Regions from separate parts of the Mus musculus genome. Here region 2 is linked to region 1. The links are chromatin contacts, found by Hi-C in ENCODE. All regions are on one chromosome and are shown on one strand. Each heading gives the region's core, a stretch centred on a gene start or an enhancer-like site at or near the end of the contact. The rest is flanking DNA. Distances are from core to core; before and after follow the strand shown.

Region 1 (6,581 bases), core at 3,901-6,400:
GACAGGGTTTCTCTGTGTAGCCCTGGCTGTCCTGGAACTCACTCTGTAGACCAGGCTGGCCTCGAACTCAGAAATCCGCCTGCCTCTGCCTCCCGAGTACTGGGATTAAAGGTGTGCGCCACCACGCCCGGCTCTATTCTCCATTCCTATTCTCCCTTCTCTCACAGATAGCCCTGGCCGTGGTTAGTTTACCTCTTTCTGTCATTGCTCTGGACTCTTCCAGATACCTCTGGATGGTCTTTCCCATCTACAATAAAAACCTTCACCTTAACCATACCACAAAGCAATCCTGTCGTCAGTTTATACATGTTTAAGAAAGAACTGGGGTGTTGGGGTTTCTATTTCTGGGATAAAAACCATCTCAACCAAAAGCAGCTTGGGGAGGAAAGTATTTATTTCAGCTTAGAGTTTATTGTCAGTCCGGCATGAAAGGAAGTTAGGGCAGGAACCTGGAGGCAGGAACTGAAGCCGAAACCATGGAGTAACACTATTTACAAGTTTGTTCCTCATGTGTTATTCCTCTTGCTTTGTCTGTTTGTTTGTTTGTTTGAGACATGGTCTCACTACAGATCCCTGGCTGGCTTGGAAGCATTTTAATCAATGAATTCTAGGCTTACCAACAGGCTCAGGTCTGTAAATGTTGCAATCCATGATTTACTGGATGACAGACTCCAGCGTTGTGACCATCTGTGGTATACTTTCTTAATGATTGATGTGGAGGGCTCAGCCCACTCAGGGTGGTGCCAACGCTGGGCAGATGGTCCTGAGTTGTACAAGAAAATACGCTGAGAAAGCGAGGTGGAACAAGCTAATAAACATTACCAATCCCTTGTTTTCAGATTCTGTTCCTGCCTCGAAGCTCCTGCACTGCTTGAATTCCTGTCTTGACTTCTTCAGTGATGGACCATTACCTGAAAGCGTAAGATGAAATAAACCCTTTCCTCCCTAAAATGCCTTTAGTTGTTTTATCACAGCAATAGAAATTCTAAGACATAAGTTGGTACCAGAAGTGGGGTACTGCTGTGACAGACCCCATTATGTTTTGGGGAGACTGTAAAAGGACTTTGGAACTTTGGGCTAGAAAGGCCATTGAGTTCAGAACTCAGCTATCATTGCAGTAATTTCAAAGAAAATTCTAAGTGCAGTGTAAATGATGAAGGCCTGGCTTGAAAAGTTTCAAAGGGAAGTTTTTAGAGAATTTGGTGGGACCATTCAATATTTTGAACAAAGAAGCTGTTGGTGTGGTCAGCTAGGGCTGAAGAATTAGCTGTGATTAAGAAGAGGCAGGCATCATTGAGGCAAAATCTCCTGGGAAGTGTCTCATTAGGATTAGTACACAGAACCTATGGTCCAGAGGGTCCAAGGCTGTTGTATCTTTGTGCTGGCAGCTGAATTTGGTAATGTGTAAGAGTTTCTCAGCTTGTATTGATTTTGAAGGTCATGGATAGAAGCTAAGGCTTGAAACCATGAGAAGCCAGGAAAGGTCACTGGTGAGGTGAAGGTACAACCTCAGTAGTAGTAGGATCTCCAGGTTTGGAAGGGATCAGTGACCACACAACTCCATCTCCACCACAGGGGGCAAGTGAACTCCAGCAAATTTACTTTTCAATGAATCAAAAGAGGTCCTTATTCCATTTTTTTTTTCACCTTATGAGAAACCACTAGTTGTTTGTGTTTTTAGACATGGCTTAAAAAAAGGATAGCAAAGAATGCTAATTGTCCCCCTTATTATTTTTGGAAGGGCATGTAGTCTCCCAGGAATAAGTTATGATCTAAATACTGAATCTGTAAATTATACAGAAGAATAATAGCTGTAGATGGTCAGATCTCAAAGAAATGGAAAACAGATTTGGTTAACCAGGCAGAGTTTGACAGTATCTCTTATTCTGTTAGTTCAAAAATATGGCACTGTAATGTATTACACAGGACAACAACCTAAGACTGACTTAAATTATTAACTCTAGCTTTATTTCCTGTGTATTTACTGGCTGTGTTTGGTCTCCTTAGGTAATATGAAATGCCAGGCAACTTTTGTCTGTTTAAAAATTATTGTATGGGGTCGGGCGGTAGTGGCGCACGCCTTTAATCCTAGCACTTGGGAGGCAGAGGCAAGCGGATTTCTGAGTTCAAGGCCAGCCTGGTCTACAAAGTGAGTTCCAGGACAGCCAGGGCTACACAGAGAAACCCTGTCTCGGAAAAAAAAAAAAAAAGAAAAAAAAGAAAAAAATTATTGTATAAATGTGAGCACAGGCACAGCCCACAGCACTTGTGTCGTCTGAGGACAACTTTTGGAAGATGGATTTATCCTTCTACTGTGGGTTTCAGGGTTGTTTGGCTTCACAGAAAGCAACTTTTACCCACTGAACCCTGGTGGCTGTCGTCCTCCTCCTCTTCCTCTTCCTCCTGAGACAGGGTCTCTCTATGTAATCAAGATGGGCTGTGACTCACGAGTCTCTTGACTAAGCCTTTCAAGTGCTTGCATAATAGGAACACACCACAACACCTATATCTCAATATATGAAAGCATGCCAACCCACTGAATTTCTGGCAGTTCTTCTGCCCCAGCCTCCTTGGTGAGGGATTCCAGGTGTGCACCACTGTACCTGGTGCGACTCCTACCAGCTTAGCATTTCCACTGTCACTGTATTTCAAGTCACCATTCAGTCCTTGACTCTGAATCATCCTCTTCGTGGTTCTTCTTGCTTGTGCTCTGAGGTCTAGCTTTTTTTTTTTCCCCCACCACAAGTTATGGTATAAGCACTGCTACCTACTAGTTCCAATGTACTATTCAATGCTACTCAGCGAATTTAATAAGAGCTTTAACAGGACAGAAGGGGGAATTATGAGAAGGAACTTAGACAGGGAAGAGAGCCCCTTGGTCAGCCTCTGATGGCTGAGAATTCCAACTCATTTGCGGTAAGGCTGCCTACACAGTGATATTGGTACAAAGATATTTAATGCTAAAGTAACAGTAACCCAGGTTTAAGGCTGGAGTGTGGAGACAGAGCTGAGTAGAGCCTCATTCCTTTCTTTAGACATCGCCTAAGAATCTTAAATGAACTTTTAGTTCTGTTTTCCTAACTCTTCGTATCTCTGAGGGCTGGATAGTTACTTTACCCACCCCAACCCTGTCAGGAGCCTTCTAGAAACCATCCAATGATCTCATTTTAGGTTTCTTAGAAATCCTTTAGAAATAGAAACTTTGAAATCCTATAAATGACTTTTATTATTATAATTATTATTATTTTTAAGTTTCGATTGTCCCTTGAGTTTGTGCCCATTCTTGGACTGGTCTCTCTGGGATCCTTCCACTACAGCCATGTTTTCGTAGTTTATCTTTCCCTGCCCCTACAGTAAAGTATCTTTAAACTCCAAATCTGCTTCACAAACTGGCAAGTCTGAAAATGAGTTTCTGGAATTAAGCCACGAATCCCAGTTTGGACCGGGCGAAGGTCCCTAAAAGTTGACAGGAACTCCTCAGGCTGCCAGCTGACCCTGGAAAGTTGTGCATCCTGCTTGTTCCCACATACGCCCATTTCACTACAGTTCCTACCGTCGTACTTAGACTCCCTATTATCCAAGCATCCTGTCCTCATTTCCAACACCAAGCTTCTAAAGCTCCCGGTGCTATGGACACGTGTGATGTGCAGCTCATCTTCTCCCACAAATGGACCTCCCCTCCATGCCATTCAAAGTACACTTCCTGGAACTGTCTGCTGAAACGTCAGTCTTCATTATCCCATCGAAACGACCAAACGGTTACCTTTTTAAAAAAAATCTACCATTTACACTATTTCAAATCACCAGTTTAATTTCGGTCTTCAGTAGACTGTAGATCATGGAGTACATTCCCTTCGCTTGTTATCCCTACCATGCTGAAAATAGTTCAACAGGGCATTAAACAGGGCAACACACACGGAGGGCACTAAACAGGGCAACGCACACAGTGGGTACTAAACCGAGCAACACACACCGTGGCCATTCAACAGACCAACTCACGATGGGCATTAAACAGGGCAACGCACACAGTGGACATTTAAAAAACAACAAAAAAACCCCACTTGAACGGATTTGTACTGAGTTCTCATCAGCTGTAGTACCGCACTGTGAGATCATCTCACAAAAGACAGAGCATACAGAACCAAGCCCAAACCGGGTGAGGCTGTGCGGCTGCCTGTGGGTCATTCGGTACCGGCTCGCGCCAGAACCCGTTGAAGCTCCAGCCGCGAGACCAGCCTGAGAACTAAAACCCTTGTGCAGCCTGCGAGAGGGGAGAAGGACCCGAGGCTCCAAGGCGTTCGGCTGTGCACTGTCTAGCTAAGGCAGTGCTCATTCTTAACGCACAACTTGAGATAGGGTGGACCGCGGCTTCCTCGGTAAACTGGACGCCCAGCGGGCGCCGAGCAGCTAGCAAAGCGCATCAGCCATTTTCCGAGCGTCTTTGGTAACCCTTCCGGAGAGGGCACGCCAGGAGGGGGAAGAAAAAAAAAAAAAAAGAAAGAAAGAGGCGGGCCTGCACCGGGGCCTCGGCCCAGAAGCCACACCCTCCGGGCTCGCCACCTCCCCATGCTAACAAAACGGAAAGCGGAACCCTAACCTCGGCAGAGAAAGCGCGCACTGGAGCGCCAATGAGCTTGCAAAGAGCCGCTCCAGGGCGCCGTATGCTCTCCCGGGATTGGCTGGGCCTCGTTCCTTGTACTTTTTTTATTGGTCAGACTGTCTTCTCTGCCGGCTAATTGTTTTATTCGTATAGGTACTTTTTGATTGGCTCTTCCTGGTGGGGCGGAGGAATGAGGTTTTGGAAATTGTTCAGCCTGGATTGGCGCATTTGAGCACCTGAGGAAGGGGCTTGTCCCAGTCACTCCCTGTCCCATCTCCCGACCCGTAAGCTCCCTCCCCTTCAACTCGCGAGTGCTAATGTTTAAAAAGAATTAAAAAAAAAAAAAAAAAAAAAAAAAAAGAGGGCGTGAGCGAGCGAGTGAGCCTCCTGCGCGCCAGCCCGGCCTCCTGCGCAGCGCGCGCCTCTGCGAGGACCCGCGCGAGCTGCCCGTGCCGCTGCCTGCGCTGTTTAAACTGCAGAACCCGTTAGGCCCCGGGAGGAACTACCGTTCCAGCTGGTTCCGGAGCCGAGCGTGCCGGGGGCGAGGGGCGGTCGCGCGGCGGCTCGCGCCTTTCGCGCCTCTGCAACGTGGAGAGGAGAACCGGCACTTTCCGTGGACGCCACCTCCAGCCGCGACGCTGGCGCGGGCGGGGGTTCACTCGCGGGGGTCCTGAGACTGAGGAAAACGCGCCAAGTTCCCCCTCGGCGGCCGTGCGGGGACCCTGCGGCTCGGGAGCGCCGCCACCGCTGTGCGCCCGTAGCCTTCCCGGCCGGGCTGCGCCGGGGATGTAGTGGTGCCGCGGCGGGCAGGACCGAGCGGCGGCCCGGCTCCCGCTCCGCGGACGAATGGTCACTCCCCCGCGGGAGGCGCCCACCAGCGATCCCTCTCCCGGGACGGCGGCCGGGCTCACCTGTCGCGCCCGCACTCTGCCCGGCTGGTCTCCCCGGCGGCGGCGCCGCGGACTCGCGAAGGGCCATGACCGGGTAAGGAGCGCCCGGGGTTCAGGGCCCGGGGCTGCGCGGCAGGTGCTGACGGTGGGGAGGGCCCCTTAGGCTCGGGCTGCGCTGCGAGGGACTGCCGGCGGGCGCGGCGACCCCCGGGGTGGCACACCCAGGACCCAAGTGCCCCTCTGCCCACGCCTTTCGTAATGGGAGAGGCTGGCCGGGAGAAGAGATGTTTGTGATCGCAGTGTCCTGGGTCGGGGCTTGCGAAATTTTACCGCGCATTTTCTTGACTTACAGTTTCTCCAGAAGTGTGTACGGCGCCACGTGTCTTAACCCTGCGCCCAAGAGTTTGTTTTTATTGTTTCACGTTTTTCTTGAAAGAAGAGTTGAATCCTATCATTGTACACAGATTTGAAAAGTAGTGGGACTGAGGATTCACGGTGTCATTTGGTCAAGAAGACTTAGGGCTAAGTTCATTGTGCGAAGCTTGGGTTATAGTTCTGGAGAGGCTTTTTTGACTGAAAGCTCTGAGAAGGGACGTGGAGAACATAAGATTGGGCACCCGGGAAAGTGTCGCGCTCTTGGTGACCATCAGTGCTGGCTGGCTGTTTAGAGGGTCCCAGATTGGGTGGCTGGCCGAGATGACGGCCGCTGTTTGAGCTGGCTGATGACTTTTCTCTCACTGGCTCCCAGGAAGACACCTTTCCGGAGTCATTAGTGCTTGGGGGAAGTCTGACAGTTTTGCGAAGGCTGGTTTATCATTCCTAACAGGTCATTTCATCAAGAACATTTAAGGGGCCAAGAGACAAAAATTTAAGTTGCAGATAAGATGGGAAATTTTGCCAGTTGTCCAGTTTTTCCTGAGTTGGTTCCCAGAAATGGTTTCCCTGCAGTGTACAGTGAACTGGGGTGAAATGTTTAGGGGTAGAGTTTGAATCAATTTGTGTGTACCTCAACTACTTACTACTTGGGTACCTATATTTGAAACTCGTTCATATTTTTGGAATATTGGAATAGAAGGATTATCTTTCTTCTA
Region 2 (7,046 bases), core at 2,041-4,540, 1.0 Mb after region 1:
CAGCATCCTTCCATGGCAAGCACAGCTCTGTAAGCTGCCTGTAGCTGGTAGGTTTTGTTGACTCATGATGACAAGGACTTTCTGTGCTGGTTATGACTGGAGATAGTAGTGGTTGAGGGCAATCAGGATGAGTGCAGTTTGCAATACACGGCTACATGGCTACAGGCGATTGGACTTTGGGTATTTAGACTGTGGCATCTATGTTGATTTACCTTTAACACTTTGCCCAGCCCAGTCAAGACCATGATTTCAATCGTTTTACATATGCTGAGAATGTGGAACACAGCCAAATGTGGCAGAGTTCTGACTTAAAGAGTTTTGAGGTAATAAATGGGCACTTTCAATCACCGTGTGTGTGTGTGTGTGTGTGTGTGTGTGTGTGTGTGTGTGTGTGTGTGTGTGTGTGTTATTTTGGTACATAGCACTGGAAAAGTAATTCGAAGGGATTACATAAATGATTGCTAGGATCATAGGGGCTGTAAAGGAGACGCTGGATCTAGCCAAGATTGGCTGAGTCTTGCTCAGATCCGCATAATGGCTCAGTTAACCTGTAGGGTAAAAAACTCCAAGCTCACTTCTGGGTTTTCAAAACCCACCAATCCCTGGGCTCACTCCAAGCTCAGGACTTGAAATCTCAGCAATCCCCCTCCGCCCTGGAAATCTCCAACCTGGTAAACCCTGCCCCCAAAAAACCCCATACAAGAAGCCTGCCTCTGCTCAGTTCTCTGCTGCTTCTTGCCTGAGCACAGGCAGTCAGTCACCCTTTCGTGTCTTTCCCCGTGTATCTCTTGTGTGAGGTTTGTTGTGCAGTGTGACTCTGGTATTCCTTGGCTCCTGACTGCCAGGATACCTTCCCTTCAGAGCTGTAACACTTGAATTGGGGCAGTCTTTCCCCTTAGGGCTGTAACACTTGCATAAACAACAGCCCGAGGGATAATGCATGGAGGATGTATTAAGCTAATAAGTTTTAGATGGATTTGCTATGTGGCTGAAGCTAACTGCTGCATGTTCTGAGGTGAGAGAAGTACAGATCCAGTCTTAAGTGAACAGCTTCATCATACTTCCATAGACAGTTAAGACCTCGGGAAGGGCATGCATGGGTTCCGAGTCTGAGCCCAGCACTTTGTGTGATACCATTTGTTGAGTACTTTTTATTAGTACCTAGGTGAAAGCACTAATGTAAACTATATAAATCTAAAGTGGATGTTTGTAAGACTTGGAGGATTCTATGCTATATTTTCATTTTTGAGTTAGGTAATCTCAGTCACACTCACTATTCTACCTTTAACTAATTTTCTCACCTAATGAGTTTGAAAACACAACTTACTTTACAAAAATATGACTATAAGCTGTAAATTCTTAGGAAAATATTAGAAATTATGAGCAGCTGTCAGTTTCCACATAGCTACCACAGAAGCTCAATGACAGTGATTATAACCAGCTATGCTGTATACACATAAACTTCATATCCATATACCTATTAGCATTTGTTCTGAGGCAGAACTTACATATGTCAGCCAACCTCCCTGCTTGATCAAGAGACACCAATTAGCCACTGTGAAAGTATGAGTACAAGCTCAGTTCATGGGTTATCAGTATGTTCTAGTACTGCAACTGGAGAGAGGAGCTGATAATTTTAGGCTTGATAGGTTTTAAGTACAGTCTGATGACTGCATCAACTAATACTGATTTCACGTGGACTGTACTAAGCTGGGGTCATTTCAAGTCTGTATAGGTCTATGCCTCTATGGAATGTTTCTCTCTCTCTCTCTTTCCCTCTCTCTCTCTCTCTTTCTTTCTCTCTCTCTCTCTCTCTCTGGGTGTGTGTGTGTGTAGGAATACAGGCACAGTCATCATCACCACAACCTCTTTCTTGCAGAAATCCTTTTTGAAAGGTTTTACATTTGTTTAAGATGGACACTCACAGACTTAACTTTCTTAAAGGTATTTGTTTTCTTGGTATACTAAAATGACACATTTGTCAAGCAGAGACTCTTAACAAAAAAACAAAAACAAAAACAAAAAAAAACTAAGAAAGGCAGAAGAAAATATTCCTACCGAATAATCAAATCCTTTTTGACTGCCTTAGCTCTTGCTGTTTTCACAATCACTGGGTCCGCTGTCACAGTAATCCTTTGACGCCTTATAGCTGTATCTATGTTTATCTAGGCTGCCTTCAAAGTTTCCATTTCCTAGTTGTCAAACGTGATGGATGACAGACAGGCCAACCCTGGTAAGAGCCTGCCTGGCTTGTTCAGACCCAAACTGAGCTGAACTTCCTCAAGTGATGAAGGATTTTGTTTTGTTTTTCGAGACAGGGTTTCTCTGTGTAGCCCTGGCTTTCCTGGAACTCACTCTATAGACCAGGCTGGCCTCGAACTCAGAAATCTGCCTGCCTCTGCCTCCCAAGTGATGGGATTAAAGGCATGTGCCACCACCGCCCGGCGAGGAAGGATTTTATTATCGGAATTTCTCAGTGTTGTGAGCAGAAGCACGGAAAAATAAAACCCGTACTTTTGGAAGATCTAGAAACTATACACTAAACAAATCAGTTCTTCGGATATCCACAATCACTAATGAAGTAGCATGTGGCCCACAGCAAACACATAAAAAGTAGAAAGCTGAATATAACTTTGGGGTTGAGCCTGTCCTTGCAGAAAAAAAAAAAGTCGGAGGATGGCTTTTCTGTCTTTTAGACCAGCTTCTGGAATGTATACGTGACACTCTAGTCCAATCACAGTAACGTGCTGAACTCTTCGTCCTTGCACTATGATCGATAGATGAAGCTCTGCTCTCCAGTTAAAGAGCTAGTTTCTTTATATAGACCATTGGCTCAGGTAGAGATGTGTCAGTCGGGGAGACTCCGCCCCTCTCGACCCCGTGACCCGTCCCTCTTCCCAGGCAGCCGGACTTTGGCGAAGTGGGCGGGCCGTGGGCAGGCCCTGGGCCATCGTTTCCAGGGCAAGAGCAGAGCGGACCCTGAGCCCTCTGCAGCAGCCAGAGCCGCAGCCACTGTCGCCTCGCAGCCAACCGCCACCATGGTGAAGATCGTGACAGTGAAGACGCAGGCATATCCGGATCAGAAGCCGGGCACCAGCGGATTGCGGAAGCGAGTGAAGGTTTTCCAGAGCAACGCCAACTATGCGGAGAATTTCATCCAGAGCATCGTCTCTACCGTGGAGCCGGCGCTGAGGCAGGAGGCCACGCTGGTTGTGGGCGGGGACGGCCGCTTCTACATGACCGAGGCCATCCAGCTCATCGTACGCATCGCTGCAGCCAACGGGGTAAGGGACGCGCGGGCCGGGCTGAGCGTGTGCTACGTGCGGGCTTCTCTGGGCCGGCGCTTCCGTGCGCGCCACCATCCCGTCCCCGCCCCGCGCACGCTCCCTTGACCTTGGCAGTACCCCCGCCCCCACACCCCTATTCGGCTTCCCGTCCACCCCATCCCCCCACACCCCACGTTTCGCAATGGCTATGCCGGGGAAAGGTGAGCCCGCCGTGCAGACCCTGCGTGGCGCTGTGCTATTCTGGTCTGGGATTGGGGCACCTCCCGCTGACTCGAGGCCAGGTGTTGGGAGGGCCGGGGTGACCGGAGCACTCATCCCCCTGGGGCGTTAAGCCAGCGATCTGGGCCCGCAGGTGCCAAGCCTCTCTCCCTGCCCTCTGGTTGGCTTGGGAAAGGCGCTTCCTCCCCTGCCGGGCCTGCTGCCTGGGTTCAGGCTTTTGAAAAGTCCAGTCTCTGCTGGACCTGTTCCACCAAGGGGGCTGGACCTGAATTTTCATTAAAGCAATAACAATATACCCAAGGGCTCTCTTATGCAAGCTGTCCTGACAGGCCAGGAAATTAATGCAACGCCCCCAGTTCCGCCCCCTGGTTAAGAAGGTTAACTGTCTTAATTGAGCAGGTCCACTAGAGAGGTGAAACTTTTTTTTCTCCTATAAATCTGATGATTTGTAAATGTGGATTTGGAATTGGTTATTTGTTTCTACAAGATACTTTAAAAGAAGTTTTAAGGAACACGTTTTCTTTGTATATTTACAATAACATTGGACTTTCTCTCAGCTCCTCTGGGGCCCATTCCCTTCAACAATAACTTGTATTTCAACTTATTTCAAGCTGCCTTGCCAAGCACCGTGACAAACATTTCACTGGTGTGTCTCAAGAACCCTCTTGAAGCCCTATAAGGAAGACGCTATTATGGGTACTTTAAAGTCACCGAGGAGAGTACTAAAAAGCCTGGGCAGGTTAAAGAATTTACCAAAACTATAACGGGAACATTGAATCCAGCACGGACCTTCCGGTACCACTTGAGTGGCTTCTGAAAATCGAGGGACTCATAAATTGCAAGACCTTCTTTTTCCAGTTTTCAAGATCTAAACTGAGCTCTGTATGTAGACTTTCCTGGATGGGTCAGACATTGACAAACAGAGAAAGAAGTTGGGATTTGTATCTGTATGCCCAGGAGTGTTCAGACCACCACAGCTTTCCATGTGGGAGAGAGGCCGGTCAGCTCTGTGGGGAGGATCCCTTCAGCTCCACCCTTGCTCACAGGGGCCTCATTCAGCAGTCCCCTGGCCTATGCCCAGGACAGAGAATGGGTGGGGAAAAGGAAGGCTCCCAGGCAGGAGTGAGCCTTGTCGGTAGGAGCTTTTAGCATAGTGTGAGTTTTAGGGTTCAAATGGATTTCTGCCACTTTGGGAGTACTGTGGAGTGAGAAGGAAAGCGTGAAGACAACAACAGAAAGTTACTAAACATCATCACGCATTAGCCACTGGCCTGTTGCTCTTCCCTCTTTGGCCAAACTCTAATAGTTCCAGGATTCCTACACTGCCACTCGCCACCTTATCGTCGTCTAAGCCCTGCTGCTTCCGCCTCTCTGCTGAAACGCCCCCTCAGGGAGGGTGACTCTGCTTGCTCATTCCCTGTAGCACTGTTGTGGGCCTTTACCTATGCCCTGCATTTGGCTGACTTTGCGCTTAACAGTCTCATTCCTTGTCTTGATCACGCCACTGATCGTTCCCACCATCCCATGGCTCGCCATACTTATACCCTAGGTCTTTGTCCCCAGCTTGCTGCTCAGATTCTCTTAAGCATCGCTCCTCCCCAGGGGTGATTCCCTTAAGATCAAATCTCCATAAAGCAACTGCTCCTTTCTCATAGATACCACTAGAGTAGATTAACACAATTCCAGTGAATTTATGTTTGTAAGTCATATGTGCCCATTGGAGACTAAGCTTAAGACAGGATTGCATTTTACATGAAGGTCTTTCCTTGGTACATTCAAGGGTATCAGTCCAGGACCTCTGCAGTTAGCAAATTCTGTAAAAGATTACGTCTGTAAGAAATAAATTGTCATGGTCTGTTTTCAGCGTGAGGTGCAGTTAGAGCTCATCAGAGAGTGGCGGATAAGCAGGAGACCTGGGCCTTTCTCTGCTAGCTGCTAGCTGCTAGCTGGCATCTGCTTGTCTGAACACTCTGAAAGCTGAGAAGTTGCGGGCAGGCTGCACTTTGACTGTGCCATAATTAGAAAAGGGGGTATCTCAGGTCCCAGAGTACTCACCACCAGGTAGGGCTTTGCATTGTGAGCCAGGAGAACAGGGGCTTTGGGAAGGCAGGCATGCTAGAAGAACTGAAGACTGGGCCTCTCTGGAGCATTGGTCTATGGGAGAAGAGAGAACAGGACATGATCAAGAACTTCAGAAAACCCTGACCTGTGCCAAATCAGCCATTTTTGCCTTTTCTCAATGCTGGTGCCTCTGTCTGCAAAATGGTTTATTAAAAACTGCTTCACTACTGCTAGTCTCTCGAATTTGTTATTGTATAGTGAGGGTCCTGTAAGATGGGGTGCTTAATTGCTTATAATCCACACAGTTACCTTAAATCATCTTTATATTAGAAAACTAAATATGGCATAGACGCTGTGCTGTGTGAGAATACAATGTAGGTGTCACATTTGTCTCATATTACTTTTTTTTTTTTTTTCTAAACAGGGTTTCTCTGTGTAGCCCAGGCTGTCCTGGAACTCACTTTGTAGACCAGGCTGGCCTTGAACTCAGAATTTCCCCTGCCTCTGCCTTCCAAAGTGCTGGGATTAAAGGCGTGCGCCACCATGCCCGGCTTCATATTACTTTTTAATGTTTATTTGTGTATGTGCATGTATGTGGGTGCATGTGTCACAGCAAGCTTGTGGGGGTGGGGACAAGTGTGGGATGTGGTTCTTTCCCACCATGTGGGTCTTGTGGACTCAGGCTTAGCAGCAAATGCTCTGACTGGCTAAGCTATCTCACTGGCCTCTGTATAATATTTTATTCCATTATTTTTGTTCTTTCTGAATATTAACAGCCCTTGATTGGTTAAACCCAGGGGTGTGGACCTGGTGAGCAGAAAATTCAGACTGTACCTACAGTAATGTGGACCAAAGGTAGTACGTTTGATGACTCCTTGTCTGGTTGCCCTGAATGGTCAATCACCAATATAGACAATGTTGCCAGCACAGATACAAAGCCAAACCATGGAAATGGACTTCTTGTCCACAATCTGTACACTCAGGAAAGAGCTGTCTGAGCAGGCTGGATTCCAGAATGGGCCTGAAAATGTACTGACCCAAACATGAAGGCTTCTATGATCACCAATCATATCAGCCAGAACTTGACAACTTTGTTGTCTTCCACTTGGGATGAATACGTCAGTTTTGGCCTATGTTTATGTGGGTGCAGGTGTGCCTATGTGTATATGCACATATCTGGGTTTAGAGACCAGAGTGTTGTTCCTCGTGCACCATCTATACTTTTCCTTAGCACAAGGCCCTCTCACTGGCCTGGAACTCTGCACACACGTCTGGCTAGCCAGCAAGAGCACATCTGGCTAACCAGCGAGCCCTGCTAAGCTGTGCTGTATCTTTAGGGCAGCCCTGGCTTAGCAGAGAGACATCTTTGAGTCACTTTGTTATAGACTACCCGTTTAAAAGGTTTAATAACTTCCTGCTTCTTAATTATTCTTAGTTATCAGCAACTTTTGAATGAATCTTCAGTAGGCCGTACTTTCT

What was found. A loop is a pair of places that touch in the nucleus more often than their neighbours do.
Region 2: a loop to region 1 is called in a map of T-helper 17 cell, with 7 times the contacts of the local background. The contact joins the promoter of BC062258 here to the promoter of Usp1 in region 1. A Hi-C loop is called at or near these places in 2 of 37 maps with a recorded cell type or tissue (T-helper 17 cell and v-Abl transformed pro-B cells).

The regions. Positions count from the first base shown.
Region 1 is chr4:98,918,660-98,925,240 of GRCm38, forward strand. Usp1 (ubiquitin specific peptidase 1) reads left to right here and starts at 5,151. Exons shown (of 9, transcript NM_001301414.1): 1 at 5,151-5,584.
Region 2 is chr4:99,926,528-99,933,573 of GRCm38, forward strand. It overlaps BC062258 (a long non-coding RNA gene), which reads left to right and starts at 3,291. Exons shown (of 2, transcript XR_003955079.1): 1 at 3,291-3,487; 2 at 4,118-5,800. It overlaps Pgm1 (phosphoglucomutase 1), which reads left to right and starts at 2,924. Exons shown (of 11, transcript NM_028132.3): 1 at 2,924-3,284. The coding sequence starts at 3,039.